3 separate regions of the Mus musculus genome follow, and regions 2 and 3 are each linked to region 1. The links are chromatin loops, found by intact Hi-C in ENCODE. Cell type or tissue: gastrocnemius. All regions are shown on one strand.

Evidence for each region. Hi-C counts contacts between places; a loop is a spot of excess contacts. Peaks named below come from ENCODE experiments on the same cell type or tissue, not always from the same donor. Only the 100,000 strongest peaks of a DNase experiment are listed, where the experiment ranks them.
Region 2: it touches region 1 in a loop (11-fold over the local background); 12 of 42 quality-filtered maps call a loop at or near these places.
Region 3: a loop joins it to region 1, with 17 times the contacts of the local background. A loop is called at or near these places in 12 of 42 quality-filtered maps.

Annotation. Positions count from the first base shown.
Region 1 is chr5:116,209,678-116,217,677 of GRCm38, reverse strand. The region is part of intron 2 of Ccdc60 (coiled-coil domain containing 60); the gene reads left to right. Among named protein-coding and RNA genes, the nearest start is that of Gm36502, 18 kb to the left of the region's middle. In gastrocnemius, a CTCF peak has its summit at 4,767 (motif pointing right); no DNase peak of the experiment used is centred here.
Region 2 is chr5:116,027,307-116,035,306 of GRCm38, reverse strand. It overlaps Gm13842 (predicted gene 13842), which reads left to right and starts at 6,066. Exons shown (of 2, transcript NR_165276.1): 1 at 6,066-6,329. In gastrocnemius, a CTCF peak has its summit at 3,968 (motif pointing left); a DNase peak (open chromatin) is centred at 3,956; H3K4me3 peaks cover 400 bases; H3K27ac peaks cover 2,158 bases.
Region 3 is chr5:116,119,912-116,127,911 of GRCm38, reverse strand. Ccdc60 (coiled-coil domain containing 60) reads left to right here. Exons shown (of 14, transcript NM_177759.3): 14 at 1,735-2,331. The coding sequence ends at 1,836. C330018A13Rik (RIKEN cDNA C330018A13 gene) reads right to left here and starts at 4,298. Exons shown (of 2, transcript NR_153384.1): 1 at 4,085-4,298; 2 at 1-186. In gastrocnemius, a CTCF peak has its summit at 4,400 (motif pointing left); a DNase peak (open chromatin) is centred at 4,383; H3K4me3 peaks cover 367 bases.

The DNA of each region.
Region 1 (8,000 bases):
AATGAGGAAGCAGGTTCCACAGCCGAGGATGTTTGAGAAACACTAAAAACTGCATCCTTGCCTCAAAGATACATAGTTCCCACTTGTGGGTTACTTGCTTGCTTTGTGGTACTGAGGTGTTAATCCCAGGGCCCCATGTGCTAGGTGACCACCACCAGACGACGTCCCCAGCCCGTTTCTATCTTATTGTCAGATAGGGTTTCACTAAGTCACCTACTCTGGCCTTGAACTTGCCACCCTCCTGCCTCAGCCTATGGAGTAGGCAGGAGCCACAGGGGAGTGTCACTGTGTCCAGACAGCAGCATCTTAAAGCAACTGTGACATCCTGTAGTAGAGGAGTCTCTGCACGCGTCCAGACATCCCAGATAACTAAACCTGAGCTTCTAGTTCTAGCTCCTGGGGAGGAACTCAGCCATGAGCCTTCAGCCAACTCCACTGGGGCATGGGGAGGGTCCCAGGGTCTGACACTTCACACCAGGAGGGAGATGCAGATGGTCCTTCTGCTTCCGTTTCTGCTTCTGGCGTCCACCTGCTTCACATAGTGAGCTCAGCCTGCTTCGGGAACAGGTCCTTCCAGGTCTTCACGCACACTGTTTTGCCTGGGGAAGCTGGTAAACAAGCAGTTGGGGGACCCTATGAGTTCAGTCTGCACTAAAGCCCAGCCCCTGCAAAGTACAAGCGTCAGGGACAGAACCAGTCAGTGCCCTTGCTCTCACAGGCGTCCCACCCTATCTGACCCTTGTGAAGAGATGTGGCAAGTGCAGTGCTTCCAGCACGGGTGGAGCTCCCAGCAGCCTGCCCAGCACTGGAGGGGAGGACACTCACCCATGCACCAATGTCTCCACTACAGCACCATCTGCCTGGTGACATTGAATGGAAAGTAAGAAAGAGGCGGGCGCAGGCGGCTCCTGTGAGGCAGTGCATGGGCTCCGTGCACTCCTGGGTTACATTCCCATTGTAGCTCGGATAGTGGTGATTCTGGCTCTAAAACCCCCATTTCTCAGTACAGTTCCCACAGCAACCACTGTAGCATGGATGCTCATTGGGAAGTGTTCCCAGGAGCAGGGTCTGTAAGAGGTGCTCATTAGAAAGTACACCCAATGGGAGGAGGAGGCAGGAGGATTTTTGAGTTTGAGGCCACCTGGTCTACAAAGTGAGTTCCAGGACAGCCAGGGCTACACAGAGAAACCCTGTCTCCAAAAACCAAAAAAAAGAAAGAAAAAAGAAAGAGGAAGGAAGGAAGGAAGGCAGGAAGGAAGGAAGGAAGGAAGGAAGGAAGGAAGGAAGGAAGGAAGGAAGGAAGGAAGGAGAAAGAACTCCCAAAAGAAAGAAAGAAAGAAAGAAAGAAAGAAAGAAAGAAAGAACTCCCAAAAGAAAGAAAGAAAGAGAGAGAGAGAGAAAGAAAGAGAAAAAAGAAAAGAAAAGAAAAGAAAAGAAAAGAACTCCCAAGAGCTGGGTCTATAAGGGGTGCTCATTGGGAAGTGCTCCCAGGGGAGGGTCTGTAAGTGTTGGGAAGACACTGAGCTGAGAAGCAATTTGGGGTACTTGAGGTGAGCTCACAGGTTGCTCCAGAGCTGTGATGGCTCACAAATGTCTTGATCTCAAGCAAGACAATCAGGCCATTCTATCCTCGCAGAAACCAGTTCTGAGATGCAAGCTTTCCAGGAGGAGGTTTCACTGTGCTGGGGCAGCTCTGTGCTTCTGAGGGAAGTGCAACTCACGTGCATGGGAGGAAAAGACAGACCCCCTCATTGCAGCCTTCTGAAGTGTGCTTCCCTCCTGGTCACTACGACCCCACAGAGAGCCACTACCTTAAGTCCTTGCACCTGGACTTTATAAAACGAAACTAACTGTCCCCTTGGCACTCGGTGTATGGCTTGTTACATCACTATTGTGACTCAGGCATTCACCCACGACCCTGTGTGACACTCATTCTCCGTGCAAACGTATCGGCGTCTCTGCTCTGGTGTCAATGGATATTTGGTTTATTTGTACTTTGGATGGTTATGGCTGCAGGAAACATTGTTGAGACACTGTGTGCTGAGCGTATATAGGTACTTCTAGCAAGACCTGAAGCTGTTGGCTCGCCCACTGGGTATGTGCTTGGCATTAGCAGAGAATGTGTTTCCCAAGCCCCGATTTTAAAAATTATTTATTTCCTATAGGTGGCATGCATGCCACAGTGCATGTGTGAAGGTCAGGGGACAGTTTTCAGGAGTTGGCACTCTCGGTCCACCATGTGGGTCCCAGGGATCGAACTCAGATTGCAGAGCTTGGCTGCAAGCTCTTTTACCCACTGAGCCATATCATAAGCCCTCAGCGGGTAATTTTAAAGACCTTTTTGAATATCAACAGTACAGCCTAGAGAAGTTAACCAGTGCCTCTAAAGAGTGCACCATGCAGTGACTGTGCAAAGCATAGACGTGGGTATCTTCATTAAAAGGGGTGTTCTGAATACACCGTTAGCAGTGTGAGTTTAATTTAGAAAATGATGTTACTATCTTCCACTATTTAAGCAAGCATAACAAGTGGCTTCACTTTCTAAACTTTTTAGTATAAAGGCATTTAAATACCAACAAAGACAAACAAGAAAACACAGCAAGCTCCTACGGAAGTGTCAGTCATATCAATAAAAATATAAATAAATCCAATATGCTCCATTTAAACATCTTTCTCTTCTCATTTTGAAATACTATATATTTTATCTATAAATATTTAGATAACCATATAAGAAGTTAAGAACTCTTTTTAAAGGTACAGACACCATAACACCATACCTAAAATACTCATAACTCTTTGATATCAAATATCCCTACAGATATCATAACCACACCAATGTTCACTGTAAGAGTAGAGCTTAATTTATACACTAATTTCTTACCATTAGAGCTCCTGGCTATTTTAAATTTTCCTCCCGTTTTTCCTCCTGTTACAAAAGCAATGCTTAGATAGACATCCTTAGAGTTTACTTCTTTATATATTTTGATTCTTAAATATACATAGCTCTGGGGTTCTTAACTGAATTCCTCGTGATACGCACAGAATTTCTGAAATACCGAAAACAGCTAATTCAGGCTTGCTGGGTACAGAACAAGCCTCTGACCAAAACCGAAAGGAAAGCAGTGACTTCTGTTTCCGAGGCTGGGAACCTCAGACTCCACGCTCGCCCCTTCTCTCTATCACAGCAGTCATCAACAAATAGCTGGACTGAGGGAGGCAAAGAAGAAGGAGGAGGTGGAAGGAGGAGGAGGAAGAAGGAGGAAGGAGGAAGAGGGAGGAAAAGGAGGTAAGAAGGACAGAAGGAAAGAAAGAAAAAAAGAAGAAAGAAAAAAGCAAACAAGCTCAGAGCGTTCAAATTCTCTAATGACACCTAGCAGATCCACAGATAAAGCTAGGTCTCCATTTCCACCCAGCCACAGAACTCTTTATGCAAGCTCACACATAGTCTTACCCATAACGCCCTGGGCTCTGCATTGCCTGTAATGCCTCACCAGTCCATCACCTTACAACATCTAAAGAAAGAAAAAAATATGGGACATCGTCTTGCTTTGGTTTTTTTGTTTGTTTGTTTTTTGTTTTTTGAGACAGGGTTTCTCAGTATAGCCCTGGCTGTTCTGGAACTCACTCTGTAGACCAGGCTGGCCTCGAACTCAGAAATCTGCCTGCCTCTGCCTCCCAAGTGCTGGGATTAAAGGCGTGCGCTACCACGCCCGGCTCTTGTTTTGTTTTGTTTTGTTTTGTTTTGTTTTGTTTTGTTTTGTTTTGTTTTAAATAAAGCTTAATCTTGGCTCCTGGCTTCAGACAGTTCAATCCATGGTCATTTGTCCCCATTACTTTGGAGCCTGTGAGAACAAATGGCAGTGGATACTGCTCACTGTATAGCAGACAGGAAGGAAAGGGGGCAAAGTATACCCCTCAAGGACACCCCCCCCCCCAAGCCTCCCTCAACCATCTACCAATGGCGTGGCACAGAACTTAGCCTTAAAGCAGTTAGAGACTGGGCATTCTAATCTGCAGCCACAGACCCCTCCAGCTGGTTTCATCGGCAGCCTTTGCTCAGACGGGCCACAGCCCACGCCTCTAACCTGTTCATCCTTTCCAACTCAGGTGATCTTCGATTATCTCTTTTTCTCAGCCTCCTCTATAATATGAACTGACATTTCCCAGTCACCTTTGATTTCACTTAAAAGCAATGAGGGCTAGGCATGGTTCAGTCAGTAAAGTGTCTCGCTGCACAAAAGGACCCAAGTTCAAATCCCCCGCCCATAAAAAGCCATGCACAGCAGCACGCACCTGGGACCTCAGCACAACCCTCGGACATTCATGCAACAGGCACATGCCTGCCATTCGTTTAATCCGCAGCCATCCTGCAGGTCAGGTTTTATTATCATTCCCATTTCATGGATGAAGAGAGCAACGCCCAGAGAGATTGGGCGACCTGCCCACATTCAAACAACCAGGAAATGGGTAGTAGAGCCAGGAGTCAGGCTGGCTCCGAGACTTTGTGATCTTGCTCTGCCTGACAATCACACACAGTGATTGCGACTAGTACTTCTGATCATTCCAGTCCATGCCTCAGCCCAGATGCTGGACCCTGCCACTGGAGAATCTATACATCCTCCAGCTAAGACTTTCTTATTGTTTACCCAGTGGTCCTGAGCTGTCTCATCCCTGTCTGGCTGGGAAATGAGACACCATAGCACAGAGCACACTTTCCAATAAACACAAGCGAATGACGGTTGGTGCCACACTGCCATTTCTTCTCCCGGCCACAAGGAGGCACTGTAGAGAATACACCACCTTGATCTTAAAGCCCAAGCCGGCCCTACTTGACCAACATCTTGATGGTCCGTACCACCACTATGGCTCTTAAAATCCATAGGTTGCATACCTTGCTCCAAGACATTTCAGGCAGCCTGCATAAGGAAGGTAGTTTTGAGGACTTCCAGAAGGCTCAGTCCTGAGGTTTTCTGGACTTCGGTTTGCTGAAAAATTTGTACCAAGAGCACAATTTCTCCCTTCTGAGAGGCACCTACAAGGATCACTCAAAGCATGACAGTAGAGGTGCAGCCGTGTGGAAACTGAGTTTCCCCAAAGCCAAAACCCTCTTGAGCTCATCACAGCCGCTCTTACCCTAGCCCTGGACTAAGAGGACGCCTTAGAACCCGCCATAAACTTGATCTTCCCCAGACTTCCCATGAAAACAAGAACAAAACAAGACAGAACACCTAAAGAAACTTTTTTTTTCTGCCATGAAGTTTTTGTTTGTTTGTTTGTTTGCTTGATTTGTTTTTTAAAGAAAGAAAACCAAACCAAATCAAACAAAAATACAAGATAGAAAAGCCAAACAGTCCAAGTAGCGTGGAGACTGGTGATTCCTCCGGGTCCCCAAGGCTGTACCAGAGCCAAGCTTGAGGGTCGGGGAAATTCTGAGTGCCAGACTCAGGGGTCCAATTACAGGAAGTGCACAGACAGCCCTGTGGCACCCCCCTCCCCCCAACTCTCACAGTTAGCTGCCAAAAGAGCCTCGGAGTGAAACAGGTAAAGAAACCAGCCGTCTTCTACAACAGTCTTTAAATAAGGGATGCTTCCACTGGAATACTTGAAACAAAGGCCAAGTGGTCGCTACAAGTCAACGAGAAATCTGAGTCTTCATCTTTGTCTCAAGACAGCTCAAGATGTATGCTGGTCCAGCACTTGGGAGGCAGAGGCAGGTGGATTTCTGAGTTCGAGGCCAGCCTGGTCTACAAAGTGAGCTCCAGGACAGCCAGGGCTGCACAGAGAAACCCTGTCTCAAAAAACAAAACAAAAACAAAAGATGTACGCTGGCTGCAGAGCAGCCCTGAAACCTCATGAGCTCCGCTTGAAGGCCTTTCCATCACCTGAGCCCAAGGTCAGGGCAGGCGGGAAAGCATGCATGCTGTAATGTCAGCCACATCACCACAGGGTGAACAACACAGTGTCCCAGCCCCACGGGGCTACACAGGTGAGTCTGTTGGTTAAAAGTATCAGCAGCACAAGCTAGAAGGACTAGGTTCGGAACCCCAACATTCCACGTTTAAAAATACAATCAAAACCAGGCACAGTGTTGCATGCTTGTGACACAAAACTGAATCCCAATTCATTGAGAGGCTCCGTAGCAACAGACAGGGAGTCTGCTGGATAGGTGGAGGCACCTGCCAGCAAGCCTTGTAACCTACGATCCCAGGATCTTCACGTTCAAAAGAGAGAGCCTGCTCCTACAAGCTGTCTTCTGATCTCCACATACAGTCTGTGGCACCCAGATATAGGCAAACACACACACACAGGCATGCAAAAACATGCACATATACACGCACATACACAGGTATGCACATACACGTACACACACAAACACATGCATATACATGTGTATGTGCACACATACAGTCATGTAACACATATACACACTCGAGCACTTGCACACACAAGCACACACCGTCACGCATACACACACAAAAGCATCAACACACACATACACACATACACATGCACGCACATGCACACACAGGAATACACGTACACATACGTGCACACATGTACACACATGTGCACACACAGGCATGCACACCCATATACACACATAAGGACAAGTACCCACACCCACATGCATACACACATGCACACACAAGCACATGCACATACTTACACATGCATGTACACACATGTACACACACAGAGGCACTTACCCACACACTCATGTACACACAAACTGAACTGCAAACTGACTGAAGACGACACTGGACATTGATGACTGATGTCTGGCTTCCACATACTTGTGCATCCACACACATACCACAAGCACACACCAAAAAAGTTATGCGCATCATACATGCACATGTGTACACAGGCACACATCTGGCTCACTTGTGCCTCTTCCCTTGACGCTCCTATGAATTTTCTAATTTCTTTTTCCTTTTGGAGGTTTTAAAACTGTTATAGGCAGTGGCTGGGAAAAGGGGGACAGCAGAAGGTGGGAGTCACACCCTGGGCAGAGAAGGAGGCCTCCGAAGGCTTGCAGTGGAAAGGCCCTGGGAGGCTGGGTGACTCGACGACTGCTCCGTGCCAGGCCCTGAGGTAGCACTCGATAGGTGACCATCGCTGAGGTAAGGGAAGGACAAGAAATGGATGCTCAGTCATCCGAGTCAGACAATGAAGGGAAAACTGGCAGAGGGACAGCAACCAGTAGGCTCTGGGTGAATGGGAAGAGCTAGCTGTGGTCCTGGGAAGAGGTGGGCAGCACCTAGGGTCCCTGGAAATGAACTGTGGCAAGGATAAAGATTGACAGGCAACCACCCCATGTCCAAGAGGCTGTCAGATCCATCCTCTTGGTGATGGGCAAAGTAAGGTTGTGAATTAAATAGAGGAAGCCATTGATGACAACACCCTGTCCAATTGCATCATACGCCAGACCCTTCCCACCTCCCCCTGTATGAACATTACTTAGAGAAAAGCCACTGCTGATCTGTGAAGAAGTGCATGTCTCCAGACAGCAGTCACACTGTCAGTCAGGAAGAACACAGGCTGATGGTCTCTGTGTCTTGTTCTGCTGTCTGTCCCTAAATTATAAACCAGCGATGCTTCAGAAATTGTCTGTCTGCCCAGGGAAAAACCACTCTCTCCCTGCTTAATGCATTTTTAAATGCTCACACTGGTGGGTCCCGGAAGAGCCACCCCTCCCATTTAGTTATTAAGCCCCGTGTAGCACAACAGGAAAGGGTGGCCATTGTGGGGTGGGGTTTGTATCCATATCTGTGCGGCTCATATGCGGTGCTAGTCTGCTTCCATGCACCACACAGCTTTCCTGCCTGCCAGGGGCAGGAACCTGACTGGATGCTGACAGCAGGATGTGTGTGTGTGTGTGGGGGGGGGGGGGATTCTGAATCTGAACCAACCAAATTCATAGAAACAGAGATAGATAGTGGCTGCCAGGAAGGAGCCCAAGAGGATGGTAGTGAATGGGGGGGGGGGGTGAAGGGGGG
Region 2 (8,000 bases), 180 kb after region 1:
ACTGGGCCCAAATCAAGAGATCATTGAGGTAGGCTCCCTGTAAAGTCTTAAGCAGTCAGCCTTGGCTGGCTGCCCCCGCAGGGCTTCTCTGCGGCTGCCCCACTGTGACCCCTATCTGCTGCAGCCATAGCCTCACCTTGTGAGGCTCTCTGTGCCCCAACACCAACCCTAGGTTTCACACAGCTGGCCTGATTGTCATTTAAGTCACTTGATCACCCCATTTCCGCAGAGCCCAGGGCTGTAGTCTGAGCCCTGAAACCTCGGGTCTAAACTGCAGTGCCTCCCTCAAGCCGGTTCTCTTTCACCCACCTAGGGGGACTTTGATAGGCAGTTCTCTCGGGTTTCCTTTAGAGACACCTCTGATGTGCTAGCTCTTCTAGAACCGGAGGCTCTCCCTTTTGTGTGCTCACTAGGTCTCAGTAAAAGCCTCATCCTGGAGCCTACTTCTCCCACCTCACCCCCCACCCCTCACCCCCTACCCCTCACCCCCCTCAATCAATAATTAAGAAAGTGCTCTACATGTGAGCCTACAGCCCAATCTTACTGAGACATTTTCTCAATTAGGGAACAGAGGTTCCCTCCTCTCAGATGACTCCAGCTGAAAGACCCACAACGTGAGGACTCCCCCACGTTCTAACTCAGGAGAGGCGACACCCCAAAATCACCAATGAGAAACGGTCTTGCTGCAAATTGCAAGAGGATTTTTTATTCAAGAGCGCTCTCGGGCCCATGGTCATACACCATGCAGGGGTAGAGGACCGTGGCGCCCCGAGTAGCTGAGTAAGGGGGTATTTAAAGGAAAAAAACACAACTCAAGGAGGTGGGAAGGGCGTTGTTGGAAAATACCAAAAATACCAGTTAAGAGTCACAAGGAAGTACAAAGTCACAAGTGTCAGGTTATCTCTCAAGACAGTTTCTAAGAGCCCCTAGCAATAGCACCTTTGCATAGTGGGTTCCAGCAATGGTCAGGGTGGGTCAGGGTGACTTTCTTTGAATGAACACTCTTTGAACCCAGGAAGCGGGTGGGTGGAGGAAGGAATGTCACTATCTGTTTTATGATTAGGATACCTTGGAGGATTGAGTTTACTACTCTTTCACAGCTTGGGTCAAGTTGACATAGAACTAGCCAGCACAGTTGATCCCCTTGACAACTTGACACATGGCACTTTTTTTTTTTTTTTTTTTTTTTTTTTTTTGGGTTTTCGAGACAGGGTTTCTCTTTATAGCCCTGGCTGTCCTGGAACTCACTTTGTAGACCAGGCTGGCCTTGAGCTCAGAAATACACCTGTCTCTGCCTCCAGTGCTGGGATTAAAGGCATGCGCCACCACGCCTGGCTCATGTGGCACTTCTAAAGACAAAATCTCCCCCCCCCCTTTTTTTTCAGAGAGAGAAGTTGTGTAATCCCCAAGACCTCATATTTTAAAATATCATAAAGATCAAACATATCACAAATGTAGAAGTCCCACAAGTCTTTACCAATCCAAACATTTTAAAAGTTCAGTCTCTTAAGAATCTAGAGTCTCTTGTAAAATCCAAAACTTCTTTTAAAAGTTAAAAGTCCTTCAACTGCGGGGACTCCTATAACATCAAAAATAAGCTAAATGCTTTTTTTACATCAAGAGCTCATGATGTAAGAATGACGGCGCAGTCCCAATCCAAACAATGCAAAAACCAAACTCCAAAAGTGTAAAGAACTCAGTATCCAATTATCTGGGATCCACTCACTGTCCTTTAGACTCCTCTCAGGGGCGTCTGAGTTACTTCTCCAGCTCTGCGGTCTACAGCACACTCGGCTTGTCTTTTAGGTTTATGTCAGCTGCATCCTCCACACATACCTCTGCTCTTGATAGCTGTCCCATGGTACCGGCATCTCCAAAATCCTGGGGTCTTCTGTAAATGGGCTGCACCCCCACCAACAGCCTCTCCTGGGCTCTCTTCAGGGTCCCCAGGCCTGCCACACAGTGCCAAGCCTCAGTTGCTCTCCATGACCCCGTCATGCCTTCAAAACCAGGACCACCTGGGTGACTCTTCTCAAGTTCTGCTGCCAGTGTGAGCTACAACCTGGGCCACCTCTGGAACACAGCTTCTGGGTGCCGACCCTGAGGAAACCCTCTGCAGAAGACTGCACCTCAGCAAGGCTGGTCTCTTCCTGACCACCGCCAATCTCTCAGCTGTAGCTGATCAGCATCAGTTGCCCCAGGAACCTAAAGTTTTCACTTCAAAGGTGCTGGTACCTTGTTAATCACAGGTGGACCTTCAACCCCAGCTAACCAGAACCACACTTTCTCAATTCAAAATATCAAGCAGCCCCGACAGAGTCTTTAAACTCCCCCCAGAAACTTCACAAGCCAGGCCTCATCTGCACTGTTTTCAGCATTCTTATCTTCCAGGATCCCGCAGGACATCACACAGAGCTCTCAACACTCAGTGGTTTTTCTAGCCCAAAGTTCCAAAGTCCTTTCACAATCTTCCCCCCAAAAGTGGCCAGGCCTGTCACAGAAATGCCTCACTGTACTGGCTGGTTTTGTATATCAACTTGACCAAAGCTGGCATTATCACAGAGAAAGGAGCTTCAGGTGAGGAAATGCCTCCAGGAGATCCAGCTGTAAGACATTTTCTCAATTAGTGATCAAGGGTGGGGAAGGCCCATTGTGGGTGGTGCCATCCCTAGGCTGGTGGTCCTGGGTTCTATAAGAAAGCAGGCTGAGCAAGCCAGAGGAAGCAAGCCAGTAAGTAACATCCCTCCATGGCCTCTGCATCAGTTCCTGCTTCCTGCCCTGCTTGAGTCCCAGTCCTGACATCCTTGGTGATGAACAGCAGTATGGAAGTGTAAGCTGAATAAACCCTTTCCTCCCCAACTTGCTTCTTGGTCATGATGTTTGTGCAGGAATAGAAACCCTGACCAAGACACTCACTATCCTGGTATAACCTCTGTATCAGTTAGGGTCACTACTGCTGTGATAAAACACCATGACCAAAGCAGCTTGGGGAGGAAAGGGTTAACTTGGCCTACACTTCCACATCGATGTTCATCACTGGACAAAGTCATGACAAGAACTCAAACAGGGCAGGAACCTGGAGGCAGGAGCTGATGCAGAGGCCATGGAGGGGTGCTGCTTATTGGCTTGCTCCCCCATGGCTTGCTCAGCCTTTCTTATAGAACCCGGGACCACCAGCCCAGGGATGACCTCAACCACCATGAATGAGCTGGGTCCTCCCCCATCAGTCATTAATTTTAAAAATGCCCTACAGGCCTGCCTATAGCCCAATCTGATAAATTTTCTCAATTAGGGTTCTCTCTTCTCAGATGACTCTACCCTGTGTCAAGCTCATGTAAATTTAACCAGCACACCACATAAGGGTAGAAAGAGAGAATTAACTCCTGAATGTCTTGCTGTGAGTTCCATGACACAGGCACGCGCATGCGCGCGCACACACACACACACACACACACACACACAATAGGTAATAATAGGTAAATAAATACAAGGAATGCTAGATACACTCTATGTAATTATCATTTGGTGTTGGTTTTCCCAGGCATAGAAGAAGCTCTCTGGGCTAGGATTCACATCCTGCCTGTTGACCTCTGATTCCTAGAGGACTCGGGACTTTGGGCGGAGAGAGAGGTTCATGAGCAGTCATTAAAAGGATAAAGGATGAGCAAGCGGTGAGGGAGAGAAGTGGGAATGGAAGAAAACTGGGATCGAGGAATTCTCCGCCATCCTGTCATTGTTAAGCAGGAGAAAACCTTGACTCTTAAGCCAAGCCGAAGCAAAATCAAGGTATTAGCTAGAAATTCTTTCCCAAACACACTCATTTTCTCGTTATCGCTTATCACGGTGATTCGGCAAAAGGAGGGGAAATGAAAATGCGTCTCTTCAAAAGCTATTTCAAGATAAAGAGCCCATAAAACTCCCGTCCCGGCGGCCTTTCCCAAGCCTCTTTTGAGTTTAGGGTGCCCTCTAGCGGCAGCCACAGAGAATGGCACTCTAGGGTGTTGCTCTGCATCATTCCCTGGCCTCTCAGGACCGGTTTTCGTAAAGACGTCTAGAAGCAAACTGGAAGGAATTGTCGGGGGAGGGGGGGGTGGGTGGTGATGTAACCAACATCTATCTCTTCTCCTAAGGACTCAAAACCCTGTCATGATTCAACCAAAGATCACTCAGGGAACCAATGAAACTTTGGGGTTTCCTTACGGAGCATAGGTGAGGGGTGCCTACAGGGGTGTGGGTGCTCCTCCCCATTCCACCGGCCTCACCTGGACTGCCTTTACCCAGCATGGATAAGAGCATCTGGGAATATAGATTTCCCCTCCCTAATCCATCCTATATGCATGAGCCCAGGCGCGCGCGCACACAGACAAACACAAACACATATATATGCACACACACAGTTCCTCCCCCAGGTCATGTGTGTTGAAGCTGGGCTGCCTATCGCAGGGAGCAGCGGGGTACTAGAGCAAGAATCCCGAGCCCTCCCCGCCCACAACAAGCCCAGCGGGGATGATCTTCTGGGGGCGGGGGAGGAGGGGCGTGGCTCCTCTGAGATTGGGGTTGATTCTCAGAGGGCATTCACTCAAACCAAAAGGTAAGGAAAAGAAGCAACAGGCGTCCGGGAATGTGGGTGGGTGGTACAATACATGTTTACACGTGCCGTTGAACTCCCCTCCAAACCTAAAATGCTAATCGGCCCCGGGATGTTTTTGCTGGGAACTGGCTCAGCTGCTTCAGATACTACAGCATCGAACCTGTGAAGGGACTAGCTGAGAGAGAGTAAGTCTCCTTTACTCACACGGGGTCCGGAGTAAAATTCACTGACACTTTTGAAGGAGACTTTTGGCCAGTCGCCGGTCTACCTTACTGATTTGTCTCCGGCCTGGAATGTCACAGGGTGGAGCATAGACACAGCTGCTCCACCAAAATACCCAGCCTAGATAAAATAATCCATCCAGTATTGTGGAAGACTGGCTACAGAGCAGAGGTGATGGTGAAGTCCGGAAGAAGATCTGAGCCCAATGCACATAGAAGCCAGGTGTGGCTGTACAAGAGCTGTTGCTGGCAAGGGCAGAGGGGATGCTTGGGGCTTGCTGGCTGCCAGTCTGGTCCAGGCTCCCTGTCTCCAGGGAATAAAGCAGAGAGTGATGGAGCAGGATGCCTGATGACTTCTCTGGCCTCCACGGGGACAGGAACATGCACCCACATCTGCACCCACGTCTGCACCCACGTACACAGGCACATACAACACACACATTTCCAAACAGTTGACTCCCAGGCTGGAGAGATGGCTCCGTAGTTAGGAGCACTGACTGCTCTTCCGAAGGTCCTGAGTTCAAATCCCAGCAACCACATGGTAGCTCACAACCATCTGTAATGAGATCTGATGCCCTCTTCTGGGGGTGTCTGAAGACAGCTACAGTGTACTTACATAAAATAAATAAATCTTTAAAAAAAAAAAAAACAATGATAATAATTGACTCCCTTGTTCTTCAGTCTCCATATTCAACAGTGTTTGTTTTGTATCCTTCTGGAACGTTCCAACCTCAAGACTGATGATGCTCAGAAAAATGCCAACAACTAGTGTGTTCTAGGTTGATGACTGTTCACAGTGTTGTGTCGGGACTGCATTGGTGACTGGATAGCTGGCCTGGAGCTAAGGGAGTCTCGACAGGTTGGATATGGCTTGAATGGGATCTGGACAGTGAGCACAGGAAGGCTTTTATGGGGGAGGGGAGGTTCAAGAGGAACACTTCGATGGATTACTAGGGACTAGGGCATGCATTAGAAGTTATCAACACCATGGACAGAGAGATTAGCAACCACATGGTGGGGCCTGAGAGGAGAGTCCCATCCCCAGCAGCAGAGACAGACAAACGGCGTGGCGTGGACACATGGCAGACTTGTAGGCTCTCCCTATGGCTTTCTGAGATGGAGGGGAGGCGTCACCGCACAAACCTGCAGCCAAGCTCAAATCAGGGAGGGGTGGGGGAGCCTGGGGAGAAGAGGCAGGAAGTGTGCTTACCAATGCCCTCTTTGATATAAGCTCACTACCCCTGTGAGAGAAAGAACCCAGCAACAGGAAGTCTGTTAGCCAGGGACTCACAGATAATGCCTCTGTGGCGTGCCAGTGGGTATCCGTGAGAGGGGAAGGCTGCTGGGTTCTGATATTACATCCTCATAAGTACTATGGGAAAACTCTTTAAAAGCTCATGGTTTGTGGTCTATGCTGGTTTTTGTAATTGTGTCGTCGTGGCAACCATTTGCAAAGCATCCCAAGTACTTCTGCCGCTCTGAAGCCCCACCCGGATTCTCCCTGACTTTATGGGAAGGTAACTTTTCATCCCAATGGCTACTTGAAGTTAGGAAAATGGGCCTGTGCCTCCTCTCAGAGAGACAAATACGGCTCAGGGGAAGACCTCCCTCACTGTGTGGAGCCTGGTTGTTCTGCTCAGAGCAACAGCTGAAGGAGACCCAGATCTTAGGAAGTGAGCTGAGACATTAGAAACAAAGAAACAAACAAGCCTCAAGTATCTTTAGGCAACTACTTTTTTAGGTTTTAAAAGATTTTATGGAGAGTGTATGTGAATTGTGTGTCAATGTGTATGCATGTGTGTATATGTCTGTGTGTATATAACTGTGTGTGAGAGTACGGGTATGAGATCTGTATGAGTATGTGTGTATATCTGTGTGTATGTCAGTGTGTGTGATATGTGTGTGTATAAATTGTGTGTGTGAGTCTGTGAGTGTATGTATATGTGTGTGTATATGTCTCTGTGTGAGTTTGTATGTATGTATGTATCAGTGTGTGAGAGAGTGTATGTGTCTGTGTGTGAGTGTGTGTGTGTACATGTATGTATGTGTCAGTGTGTGTGAGTGTGTATGCTCACATATGCAGGCACACTTGCAGGTTCCCAAGGAGGCCAGAAGAGAATGTTCAGCCCCCCTGCACTGGACTTACAGGTAATTTTGAACAACCCTACACAGGTGCTTGGGAACTGAACTCAGGTCCTCTGGAAGAGCAGCTGTGCTCTTAACCCCTGGGCCGTCTCTCCTGACCCAGACATCTTTTTCCCTCTCTTCATCAGAAGTGACCACAGTAAAACAGGGAGCCACTGAAACCCCCACTCCCTCCCTACCTCAGGGCACACCAGACAAGTGTTTCTACCGTCCACTCCATGACCAGATGTTCACAAAATGGATGCTCACAGGATGCTCTCTCCACGGTGAGGTGGCTCTTAGTGCTCTCCGCCCCACTGAAGGGAAAGGTTACTATGTGTGTCTCTGATTCAGGCATAGGAAATCAACTCATTGCTCTTTGCTGAAGCTGCAAACTCCAACACACTGCCTCATTCTGCTTTGTACCAGACAGTGCTGGCAGAGCTTTATTCTACCTGAGATCCCCTATGTGGCTGGTTACCTCTGCTTAGCTCACATGCTTCTGACCTTCTCTGTGTTCCCAGGAGAATCCATAGTGCCTCTACTTATTTCCCAGAATCCTCTCTTTCAGCCAGGGTCCCATCTCCTATTTCCTGCCTCAGCTCATTGGCCATAGGTTTTGTTTTGTTTTGTTTTTTTTATTGACAGATATTGCTTATACGAGGTTCTCTCTACAATCTTCACAATATTCTGATGATTAAAATGTCTCTTTAAAAATACAGAGTGAGGTGCTGGAGAGATGGTTCAGCAGTTAAGAGCACTGACTTGGGGCTGGAGAGATGGCTCTGTGGTTAAGAACACTGACTGCTCTTCTAGAGGTCCTGAGTTCAATTCCCAGCAACCACATGGTGGCTCACAACCATCTGTCATGGGATCTGATGCCCTCTTCTGGTGTGTCTGAAAGCAGCAATGGTGTACTCATAAATAAAATAAATTAAAAAAAATAATTTAGCCGGGCGTGGTGGCACACGCCTTTAATCCCAGCACTCAGGAGGCAGAGGCAGGTGGATTTCTGAGTTCAAGGCCAGTCTGGTCTACAAAGTGAGCTCCAGGACAGCCAGGGC
Region 3 (8,000 bases), 90 kb after region 1:
TCCCCAGCCAAAGAGTGGTTCAGGTGATGGAAGAAGCAGACATAAGCCGGAAGAAGGTCAGAGGAATACGCTGGACGAACACAGTCCACGCCTCCACAGCCCCACGCTCCATAGCTCCAAAGTTCATAGCCCCAGATTCCACAGCTCCAAACTCAGCCCACTTCATTTAACTTTAGAAACACTGGTCTGTTGGCAAAAAGCAAATGCATTAGTCAGGGTTCTCCCCAACAACATGGAGAGTGAATATGTAGGAGACCCTTCAGGATGCTTTATGTTCTGTAGTCCTGCTAATCCCAGCAACGGCTGTCCACCGACGGAAGGTACGAGAGCCCAGTCCTTATTCAGCTCACAAGGCTGGACGTCCGAGCTGCTCTTCAAAGAAGCAGGCTCTGGTGCCAGTGGAGGAATGGACTTGCCAGCCGAAGTGAGGGCAAGATGGCAGAGAGAGGGGCTTCCTTCTTCCGTGTCCTCTGTATCTGCTGCCGGCAGGAAGGTGTGGGTGACCCAAATCAAAGGTATTATTAACTTCCCACATCTAAAGATCCAGATTAAAAGTGGATTTTTCCCCCACTTCAAACGATTTAATTAAGAAAACTTCCCCCACACGGGTAAACCCCAGCAGCTTGGGGTTTAGTTAATTTCAGAGGTAGCCAACTTGACAACCAAGAAGAGAGACCACAGCAGATTTGAGTGGTTTTGGTTTTCTCTCTCTCTCTCTCTCTCTCTCTCTCTCTCTCTCTCGATTTATTTTTGTTGTACATGTATACTCACTTTGCCTGTGTGCACATAGAAGCACCACAAGTGTACTTGATGCCCGTCAAAACCAGAAGAGGGCACCAGATCCCCCAGGGATGCCCCCCCCCCCCCCCCCCCGCCTGTAATGGATCAGAAAAGCAGCCCAACAAACAGCAGCCATGATGGGTATTGGTACAAGTCTGGTTTCTGCCTTAGAGCCTCTTTCAGTCCTAGCTACAGAGCTGGCTGTCATCGCTTGCCTTACCCTGTCCATGTTTTGGCCCGTGTCACAACTCACTCGAGAAATAGCTGTTTCTACGCATAGTAAGCGAAACTGACAGTTCAAACAACACTTTTCTTGAGTCTTGTGAAAAGGATCAGTTTCCATGGTGGCTCTCAACAAGCCCTTGTCTCCCTGAACCGCCCTGCGCTGGACATTCATTAGCCCCTGGAGCAAACCCACTGTCTCTGTTGAATTCAAATAAGAACATCAAAGGGCTATGGAGATGGCTCCACAGTTAAGATCACCGGCTGCTCCCCATATGCTCATTCACAACCACCTGTCGCTCCATTTTCAGGGTATCCGATGCCCTTTCCCGGCCTCCACAGGCACACACAGACACACATATAAAATGAAAAATAATTTTTTTTTCCAAAAAGAAACTCATATCTGTCCTCCGACTAACATAGATTTCCACAGTATAAAATAAACATCAGGGCACAAGTCACTACCAAACATGTAAATCAAGGACCGTGGCATTAAAAACATTGTATCACGTAGCCATCAGTCTGTATTATGTATTCTAACAGTGATGCAAAGAAACTCTCAGTTACTTTTGCACCAACCTAAAGATGAGTGTCTGAGTCATGGGGGGGTCAGGGGAGGGGGGAATCCTGGATCTCACAAAGGTTTCTGGGATGTCAAGGAGAGGTTGGGAGTGGCAGTCTAGTCTGGCTCTCAAACCAGACTCTGAGATTAACACTGTGTTTACCCCACAGTTTGTGAGAGAACACATTATTCATATGCCCCAGGAAGACTACATCAACTGGCTACAGAGCCGAGTCAACATTCCCTTCCGGCAGCGCACCATCCTGACATAGAGGGGCCCAGTCCCCGTGGAGGAAAGCAAGCCAGCACCACATCCCTAAGCCCAGCCTGTGCCCGTAGCCTCCTCTCTTCTCTCCTGGACACACGGCATGGAGCAGTGAGATCAGCTGAAGACACTTCTAACAATATGACTGTCTGGAGAGGGTGGTCCCAGGTGGCCCTCCCCTCCCCCACCAGGCTCCCTACCTCCGCTCACTGTCCAATGTGGACTCTTGTTTTCTCTCCCAGACTCTTGTCACCATTCCCCTTCCCCGAAAGCCCTGGATAATAAATCTAACCTGGATGTTTGACATCTTCCCAAGGAAGAATTCAAGGTGTGGCATTTGGGTGCGGCAATCAGATCTTAGGAGAACAAGCTATCATTTGTGAGCTTTTGTAAATTCGACAACCTAGTGCCATGTGTTTTGCCTGCGTAATGTAATTATTTATATTGGCATATGACATTCCTGAGTACATACAGATGAATAAATGAATGGATAAAGAGATGGATAAATAGGTAGTAGTATAGGCAGATGGGTGGGTGGATAAGTGGATGCGTAGAGAGATGGATAACTGGATGGGTGGATAGATGAATGAATGAATGAATGAATGAATGGGCAGATGAATGAGTGGGTGGATGAATGAATGCATGCATGAATGGGTGGATGGATGAATGAATGAATGAATGGGTGGATGGATGAATGAACAGGTAGAGTATAGATTCAGGGACAGATGAATGGTTAACTGCGATGCACATAAAGAAATGGCATGTATGTGTGCACACGTGTACATTCATGCTGTGCATGGGCACATGTGGAAGGCAGAGGTTGACATCAGGATACCTTCTGATAAAATGAGAAGTGAGAGGAGAGAACGGAGCCCTGAGGACAGACAGACAGACTCACAGACGCACCACTGACTGATAGGTTGCTCCCTTCTACACAGTGTGGAATGGATTATCTGGTTCCAGCTCCACAGCCCCCACGGTCCCCACAGCCTCCACGGCCCCCACGGCCCCCACGCACTGGCTTTTTGCTGTTCTGCAAACAAGGAGACAGAGGCTCGAAAGGATTCTTCCACTCTTTTTAAATTTAAATTACATTTATGTTTTGCTTGTATAAGGTTGTGTGTATAGATGTGTGTGCATATGTTTGTGTGTGCACATGCATGCCTGCATGTGTGTGTGCATTTGTGCATGTGTGAGCATGTGTTTGTGCATGTGTTTATGCGTGTGTGCGTGCCTGTGTGTGTGTGTGTGTGTGTGTGTGTGTGTACATACACATAGGCCAGAGGTGAACATTGAGTGGCCTTCTACCACTCTGTCTTTTTCGTGTGCTGCTAGGATAAAAACTACTCTACCCTGCCAGGGATGGTAGTGGACACCTTTAATTCCAGGCCAGCCAGAGCTATGCAGTGAGATCCAGGCTCAAAAAAAAAAAAAAAAAAAAAGACAAAAAAAGAATAAATAAAACGCTGACTAAAAGCAACTTGGAGAGGAAAGGGATTTATTTGGCTTGCAGGGAACGGTCCATCATCATGAAAAAAGTCAAGATATTAACTCTAGGCAGACACTGAAGCACGGGCCATGGAGGAACTCTGCCCACTGGCTTGCTCTTTATAAATCACTCAGCTAGCTTTCTGCTGCAGCCTCGGACCACCTGCCTGGGGACAGCACCCTCACAATGGATTGGGTGCAATCCCCCACAGACATGCCTGGGGTTACAGTGGTGAGAGGGACTCCTCAGCTCCGTCTCCCTTCTCCCAGGGCTGTTCAGGTTTGTGTCAAGTTGACAAACACCATAGCATGCTTCACATTTAATATTTTGAGACAGGGTCTCTCACTGCACCCGGGGTTTGTGGATTCAGCTAGGCTGGCTGGCTATCAGGCTTCTAAGCGCGCCTGTGTCTGCCTCCCAATGCCGGAGTCTGTGGCACATGTTCCCCACCCTGGCTTTTTGACATGGGTGAAAGGAGCTGGACTCAGACCCTCACGCTTACACAGTACTGACTCCCCAGACCCTGAACTTATTTGTAACTGATTCCTAACTACATAAAAAAATTGAAACTGTGCATACTGTGCTGGGTGATTTTTATGTGTACGTGGTACTGTGTTCAATCACAAGCAAACACAGCTCACTCCTCAAATGGTTTATCATTTATAATAAAAATGTCCCAAACCCTTCCTTCCCTGTTGTCTTTTTAAGCAAACTGGGTCATCTGTAGCTACGGCTGTCCTGAGTGTGCCACCCTAGAACTCCGTACCTTCATCCAGCTTTGGATCAGAACAGAGCCCTTTGGTCCACCTTGCCCAACTGTGGTTGGCGCTTGAAGTCTGGTCTCCCTGATGTTCACCGCATCTCTCTGAGGGAAAATGGAGCATTACTTTATTTATAATCCCCATTTTTTTTTAATTAAGCATACAAAGACACCGACGATCTGTGGCAGAGCAGAGTCTAGAATGAGGTCTGTCTAGGACAGGAAATAGCCTGAAATCACAAGACTTTCTGCTTCCTCCACGCCAGACTCCAGCTCGGTCGGTCTATTGCTCGTAACTATGGCGCCATCTAGTGGCAACTCTTAGCACCACTCTCACCATGCCCTTGAGCGAAACCTAAGGGTCTTGCCCAAAAGGGAAGGCAGAGACTGTCAACAACAGTAACAAGTCCTACATGCTCAGACAAGGAAGACGGTTTGTTACTGAAACATGACCCGGAGCAAAGAGCAGCAACACAAGCATCATCTCCAGTCTCTTGGGCTTCAAGAGCCCCAGGGAGAAATCTTTTTGGAGTGAACAGCTTCATCAGAATCCGAGAGAACAGCAACAATGTATCTGGTCCCCAAAGTTGCCATCCCGCTAGACTTCACAAGCCATCTACGTTGCTGCTGCGATGGAACTGTATCTTCCCTAGAGAAACACTTCCAGTAGATATCGGTGGAACTTTCTGTTTATACAAACAGTTCTTTTGTTGTTTATTTGGTTTTGAAGCCCAGCGTTGTGGGAGCGGATCTTGAACTTGCTTATGTATCTGAGGCTGGCTTTGAACTCCTGAATCTCCTGCCTCTATCTCCCAAGCACTGGAATCACAGGTGTGTGTACCACTATGCCTAGTTACATAGCCCTTATTTTTTTAAAAAAAATCCTATAAAAAGCAAACCACAGGACATATTTAGGCTAAGAAGTCAGAGTTTGGGGACACCTGCTTGAGGGTGAGTTTAAAGAAGACGAGTTTCTATTCTTTCCAAAAGAACACACTGGGAGAGCTGATGAAGTGAGATAACTTCAGCATCTCTTTAGATATTTAGAAAACGACAATGGCTATCTTTTCATGGGAAGAGAACAGGTGCCCCCGGGGATCAGGGGGGCTTCACTGGTGTGAACTAGATAGCATGCATCCCTCCCATGCTCAGACCTTCTCTCACCGAGAGCACAGCTACAATGTAGCCAGCATCGTGGGGCCTTCCCAGAGATATCCCATCAAGCACCAGCAAGGGACGATGATGTACGAGAGAGCCAGCAGGCTGTCTGTGTGTGCCGCATGCCAGGTGTTGCAATAAACCAGTGGTTCTCAAGCTTCCTAAAGCTGTGACCCTTTAATGCAGTTCCTCATGTTGGGGTGACCCTCTTCCCCCAATCATAAAATTCTTTTCAGTGTTACTTTGTTATTGCAATGTGCCTCAGGTACAAATTAGTTCATGGATTCTGCTACTGTTAAGGAATTGTGATGTGCATATCTAACATGCAGGATATCTGATATGTGCCCCCTTTACACCCCCACCCCGTGAAATGGTCGCGTGACCCTTAAAAGGGGCCACACTCACAGGTTAGAAACCACTGGGTTAGAATTAGAGTGGAGGACATACTAAGTGCAAATGACTTCATGAGACAGAGACATCTTCAGCCCCCAAAGTCCCCAAGAATCTCGACATAGATATGATAAGGAAGAACGGGCTGTCAGAGATTTACAGTACTGGTTTTAAGGTGTTGGGGACCAGCAAGATGGATTAAGGGGCTTGCCGCCAAGACTGGTGGCCTGAGTTCAATCCTCAGAATCTATACATGGTAAAAGAGGAGAACTGACTTTCAAAAGCTGGTCTCTGGCCTCTGTGGATATATGCATACACACACACACAGCACACGCGCACTAAAATGTAATCTTAAAAGGTTATGTATTGAAGGGAACAGCTATGGAAAGAAAGTAAAAATTGCCCATAACGAATGGACAAATTCTGGAGGTAGAGTGGCCTACAAGATAGAGGGCTGAGATGAGGTATGTGGGGGGCAGGCAAGTTCTGACCGTTCATACAGCATTTGAGCCTGGGAGACATAGCTAGCGCACTCTACGCCATGTGAGAGATGGCCCTTCTCTTGCAAGAGCCTGAAAAGAACTCCACAGTGCTGCTTCAGTGTGGTAATCGTGGTAAAAGTCCAGATCTCGGTGGTGCTCCCATTCTCTGCACAGCCTCCAAGGGCAACACGCGTGTCAGGTGTGGAGACCACTAAAGAGGCCACGAGGACCCAATGTGCAGCATCCAGCTCGTGGCAGGATCTTGGTGCACATTAGAGATGGCAGCGGCGAGAGCGGGCCAGGGAATGGAGTGTGCACAGTCAGTCCACAGTGCCCCAATCTTGCATGGTGAGGACGGCTCGGCAGTCACTGTCTCCGAGTGCATGCCTTAGTGTCTGACTCTGGCTCACTGCACCCTAAGTCCCCCAACTCCTCTCATCACTGCCTCTGAAAACATAAAGACTAACTGTAAAGCCAAAGTCACAGGCTCCCAACCTGGTGACAAGAAAAGACACATCTGGCCTTTGCAACTTTTCTTTTTTTTTTTTTTTCTTTTTTTCTTTTTTTAGAATTTCATGCGTACCGGGTTTACATTCTTTCCACCCACCCCTACCCCCTCCAACACCTTCTGTGGCCCCACTCACTCTCAAATTCATGATCTCCTATAGATAGATAGATAGATAGATAGATAGATAGATAGATACATACATACATACATACATACATACATACATACATATATACATAATGCATACATACATGCATAGATACTTAGATATATAGATACATAGATAAATACACACATATATACATACATATAAGAGATAGATAGATAGATACATACATGCATACATATGAGAGATAGATACATAGATACATAGGAGAGATACATACATATATACATACATACATACATACATACATACATACATACATACATAGGAGAGATAACTACATAGATACATAGATGATAAATGGGAGATATACATAATACATACATACATGCATGCATGCATACATACATACATGCATGCATACATACATACATACATACATACATACATGGATAGACAGATATAGATATATCTCCTGTCAAGTCAAGTTGGCATTGCTCATAGGTTTGTGTCTAAGGACAGAATAACCTCTCCCCTAGCAGGGGTTCATCATCCCTTGAGAAGGCTGATTCTTCTTCTCTCAGCAGCCATTGATGTGCCTGTAGCCCTTCACCCAGGGGCGAGCCTTGTGAAATCCACCCCCAATCCATATTGTCTTCCTGATTGCACTGGTCTTGTGCAGGTGACCCCTGCACATTGTTGAGATTTTATGTGTATCACTTTTGTGATAAAAACAATATTAGGCTCACAGATGAAGGACCATCTTACCCAAGCTGACAGCATCCCAAATCCCTATTCCATGAACAAAGAAACTGAGACATGTGGAGTAAACTTTTTCAAGATCACAGGCTGAGGGGGAGAGGCAAGGTTGGGAATGGAGAACAAGTGTTCAGAAGGCTACCCCAGAGGAGGCCCTGTTGGGCTATAGGAAGAAGAGACTGAAAGTCTCTACCAGAGTTGGGTCTAGACAGAGGCAGCAATGGAAAAAGTGAATGGGGGCCTGGAGTTGATCAGATTCTCTTTCGATTCTCCCCGTAAGCCTGTGATCTTGGAAAGGTTTACTCCTCATGCCTCCGTTCCTTCACTGGTGAAATGATGGAGTATGGGATGCTGTCAGCCTGGCTAAGATGGTCCTTTATCTAGGGTGCCTTCTCTGGGGGCGGTGCTTTTGGGAATGCTCCCCCTCCCTTTCCTTGGAAATCTTTCACTCTGTGGGCCTAATATTGTCCTTACCACGAAGAAGAAGAAGAAGAAGAAGAAGAAGAAGAAGAAGAAGAA